2 separate regions of the Homo sapiens genome follow, and region 2 is linked to region 1. A link is a loop called in an ENCODE intact Hi-C map of the cell type or tissue named here. Cell type or tissue: Calu3. All regions are shown on one strand.

What was found. A loop is a pair of places that touch in the nucleus more often than their neighbours do. Peaks named below come from ENCODE experiments on the same cell type or tissue, not always from the same donor. Only the 100,000 strongest peaks of a DNase experiment are listed, where the experiment ranks them.
Region 2: a loop joins it to region 1, with 5 times the contacts of the local background. A loop is called at or near these places in 4 of 110 quality-filtered maps.

The regions. Positions count from the first base shown.
Region 1 is chr9:111,813,882-111,816,381 of GRCh38, forward strand. No RefSeq gene overlaps it. Among named protein-coding and RNA genes, the nearest start is that of SHOC1, 20 kb to the left of the region's middle. In Calu3, no CTCF peak of the experiment used is centred here; DNase peaks (open chromatin) are centred at 1,520, 1,830 and 2,290.
Region 2 is chr9:111,890,665-111,893,164 of GRCh38, forward strand. No RefSeq gene overlaps it. Among named protein-coding and RNA genes, the nearest start is that of UGCG, 4.9 kb to the right of the region's middle. In Calu3, no CTCF peak of the experiment used is centred here; a DNase peak (open chromatin) is centred at 1,407.

The DNA.
Region 1 (2,500 bases):
CTTGGCCTCCCAAAGTGCTGGATTTACAGGCATGAGCCACCACACCGAGCCAGAAATGTTTATTTCTTGTGAACTGGTGCTCATTAAAATAGAGTGCCCCCAGCCAGGTGTGGTGTCTCAGGCCTGTAATCCCAACACTTTGGGAGGCTGAGGTGGGCGGATCACTTGAGGCCAGGAGTGCAAGACCAGCCTGGCCCACATGGCGAAACTTCGTCTATACTAAAACTTCAGAAATTTCCCGAGTGTGACAGGCGTGCCTGTAATCCCAGCTACTTGAAAGGCTGAGGTAGGAGAATCACTTGAACCTAGGAGCGGAGATTACAGTGGGTCAAGATGGTGCCACTGCACTCCATCCTGGGCAACAGAGAGAGACTGTCTCCAAATAAATAAATAAATGCATAAATAAAAATAAACTACCCCTTACATAATTTCCTCTTGTCAAAAACTTCAGATACACAATATTTGCAGCTCCACCCATTGTGAATAAAGAGAGTAGATAGTTTATGTTGCTAATTGTTAGTACTAAAAGACTTGCTAATTAAATAGTCAACAACCACAAAACTGCTTTGGGAATGAGGCTGGTCCTTGTAATTAACCTCATTTTGTAAGTGAAGGAAGGAACATGAGCACAGAAAAAGACTATGGGACCTAGCCAAAGCCACAGCTAGTAAAGGACAAGGATAAAAACTAGAATTGATGAATCCTGAATCCTAAATTACAATGCCTTGTTCATCAGCTTTTGTCAACCTTCAGCAATTTTAGGTGCTTTCCTGTGGTTGTACTTGTGGGATTCAAAACTGGATTTTGTTATTGTTGTTCCTTGGCAAAATAAATAAACAAAAGCAAATTGTATTTAAAAATAAACACACTTTTATACATAAACATGCACACACATGTAAAAATCTATTGAGAAAATTACTTCTTAAATAGTGGCCTACTAATAATTACTTTTAGGATCAGTGTACAAAGTACAAAGGATCAGTGCCTCTGGGTTGCGGGGAGGGCTTGCAGGCTTAGACGCTGTATGAAGGGGTGCTAGAACACTGTAAATGTAAAGTGGTTTACTTCCATGCTCTGTGATGCTATTCCTGGCTCTTTCAATTCAGCCAGCCCAATCATGTTAAAGCCAGCCACTAGTACCAGCTATTTTTTTTTTTAGACAAAGTCTCGCTCTGTTGCCCAGGTGGGAGTGCAGTGGCGCAATCTCAGCTCACTGCAACCTCTGCCTCCCAGGTTCAAGCAATTCTCGTGCCTCAGCCTCCCAAGTAGCTGGGATTACAGGCATGCACCACCACACCCAGCTAATTTTTGTATTTTTAGTAAGGACGGGTTTCACCACGTTGGCCAGGCTGGTCTTGTCAATTCCCAACCTCAAGTGATCCACCCGCCTTGGCCTCCCAAAGTGTTGAGATTATAGGTGGGAGTGAGCCATCGCCCTGGACAAGTACCAGTTCTTAATGCTGGTATTTGCCTAGGATCTTGACATTTGCCTGTGATCCCCTTCCCCCCTGCATAAAGATCCTGTAATTTGAGCTCAGTTCCTTGAGCTCTTTGATACTCTCAGACTATACTATGATTATAAGAAACTACTTAAGTCCCTTCTCTGGCTGACTGGTCTCATATTCCCACTAATAATAAATAACATAGTTTGTATTCATGATCTGGGTTACACCCAAGCTAGCAGCTATATAATACTTTTGTAACCATAATAGGTTCATTGCCAATGTACACAGCAAGTCAATACACTGAGACAATAGGTTGTGTGTTGCAGAGAAAGAGGTTTAATCATAGCGCCACTGAACGAGGAGATGGAAGTAAACTAATATGTCTCCCCGAGAAGTTTGGGGCTAGAGTTTTTTTTAAGGCTTTTGGAGTGGGCCAAAGAGTGGAGATTGATTGGTTGAAGAGTGCAGGGTGAAGTCATGGGACAAGGAGATGAAGAAGCTGTATTCTTTTGCTGATCCCGTTCTTCTGTGGGGTTCTTCAAACTGGTTTCTAGAATTCGGGGTCTGAGAAAGATCATAAGTAATCCTTAAACAAAAGCCTTATTATCCTAATGTCGGAGATCCTATCTGTAGGAACAATGGAGATGCCAATGAGTCTTGAACAGTCTTATGACCCTAATGTCAGAGACCCTATCTATAGGAACAATGGGGATACAGATGGTCAGCATCTAGTGCTGCATGACTTTTACCAACAAGGAAGTGGACCAAAGTGCAGCCTGATTAATGCTTAATTATAACTATATTTCTGTCCTGAACCTGGCATGCAATTCTTGTCAACCCTGTGGGAGTGGCTTCATTTTGAGACATAGAGAGCTTTTTTCCTGTTGTGCTTTCTGGATCAAGCTAACCCCTCCAGGTCAGTGGGGTGGCAGCAATGGTTTCTAAAGGTACTCTCTATGCAGCGAAGAACAAAAAGTCATATTCTTTTTTTTTTTTTTTTTTGAGAGGGAGTCTAGCTCTGTTGCCCAGGTTGGAGTGCAGTGGCACCATCTCGG
Region 2 (2,500 bases), 77 kb after region 1:
GATTTTAGCATTATGAGCTTAAATAAACTAGAATGAGTCATAACTATCTATCCAAAAATAAAGAAATTTCCAAAAACACTTTTAAAAAGATAATAGTTAAGGCCAGGTACAGTGGCTCAAGCTTAGAATCCCATCACTTTGGGAGGCCAAGATGGGTGAATCCCTTGAGTCCAGGAGTTTGAGACCAGCCCGGGCAACATGGCAAAACCCCATCTCTACAAATAATTTAAAAAGTATGCAGTGAGCCGAGATCATGCCACTGCACTCCAGTCTGGGTGACAGAGCGAGACTCTGCCAAAAAAAAAAAACCAAAAAACATTAGCCTGGTGTGGTGGCAGGTGGCTGAAGTCCCAGCTACTTGGGAGGCTGAGGTGAGAGGATCACCTGAGCCTGGGAGGTCAAGGCTGCAGTGAGCTGTGATTATGCCACTGTGCTCCAGCCTGGGTGACAGAAGGTGCTTAAGTGCCCACAAGGTGCTAAACCCTGGGATCTGATGGCAAACTAGTAATTCTTTTTAAGACAGAGTCTTGCTCTGTCACCCAAGCTGGAGTGCAGTGGTGTGATCTCACTGCAACCTGTCTCAAAAAAACAAAACGAAAAAACAAAAACAGTTGATATTTACATGGGGCATATTTGAACATCTTTTGAATTTAGCTTCCATTAAGAATAAACATTAGTGGTTCGAGCTAGGAAAGTATGGATTAAAACAAGATTAAGCATGAAATTTTAAAAGAAAATGAATATGTGATTTAATTTAATTTATTTATTTATTTTTGAGAAAGTCTCACTCTGTTCCCAGGCTGGGGTACAGTGGCACGTGATCTCAGCTCACTGCAACCTCTGCCTCCCAGGTTCAAGCAATTTTCCTGTCTCAGCCTTCTGAGTAGCTGGGATTACAAGCTACTCAGGATTACAAGCTGGTCCAGGAGTTTGAGACCAGCCCGGGCAACATGGCAAAACCCCATCTCTACAAATAATTTAAAAAGTATGCAGTGAGCCGAGATCATGCCACTGCACTCCAGTCTGGGTGACAGAGCGAGACTCTGCCAAAAAAAAAAAACAAAAAACATTAGCCTGGCACCTCCATGCCTGGCTAATTTTTGTATTTTTAGTAGAGACAGGCTCTCACCGTGTTGGCCAGGCTGGTCTCGAACTTCTGACCTCATGATCCGCCCACCTTGACCTCCCAAAGTGCTAGGATTACAGTCGTGTCCGGCCGAGTATGTGATTTTAAAAAAAAGATTTTAGGCCTGGTGCAGTGGCTTACACCTGTAATCCCAGCACTCTGGGAGGCTGAGGCGGGCGGATCACAAGGTCACAAGATCAAGAATATCTTGACCAACATGGTGAAACCCCGTCTCTACTAACAATACAAAAACCAGTCAGGCGTGGTGGCGTGCGTCTATAGTCCCAGCTACTCTGGAGGCGGAAGCAGGTGATCGCTTAAATCCGGGAGGTGGAGGTTTGCAGTGAACTGAGATAGCACCACTTGCACTCCAGCCTGGGCGACAAGAGCGAAACTCCAACTCAAAAAAAAAAAAAATTTTTTAATTAGGCATTTGGATATGAGTTAGCATAGCAGCTGAGAAGAACACAGCAGCTGAGAAGAACATGAACTCTAGTAAACTCTAGTCACTCCCCTGGACCACACCCACATATATAAACACAGGATACCAGTGGTTTATCAAGATCAGGCCCTGAACTGATAATTTGCCTGGAATCTTTGTATCATTTAAAGGCAATTTACAGTAACACAGTATCTTAGGATCTGAAGGCTTTTACAAAGTTACCATTTCATGCATAACAAACCAATGTAAGTTAATCACCTGAGCTGATAGTTAAGGTATTTTTCTACTTAATTCTAAACATGTTTAGAAAAAAGACAAGAATTACTTTTTTCTTGGCATTAGCACCACAAATTTCACGTCAATTGATTCTTTGTTTATGAAACTTCAAATTTACTCAATTTCTGGAGGATCACCTTGTTTTCACCTTATTTTTTAAGTTTTTATAGGGCTGAAAATTTACAGTATGCCTATCTTTTAAAAATAATAATACACTCACCATAGAAAACTGGATTGTGATGTTTAAAATGTTTACATGAAAAATTATTTATAACAATGACAAAGATGGAAAATATGTGATATTGAGACGAAAATTATGTTGTTGACTGTCAAGTAGAGTATGGGCTTTGGAGCAGGTCTTCAGGACATGATTAGTTGAACTAATATGTAATTACTCTAACTCTTTAGCTTAATTTTATAAGATAAAGGAGGAGGTATGGAAGTTAATGTGTATTTTTCTCACAACGAAAAACCATTTAAAAATCTTTACAGACAAAGGAGAAAGCTGAGAAATTTTTCCAGAAAGTTTTTCCAGAAAATTTCAGAAGTCACTGAAATTTTTCCAGTGACTTCTGTCAATGGATAAATAAACATTTTATCTATTCATTCAGTCAACAAATATTTAAGTGCCCACAAGGTGCTAAATCCTGGGATCT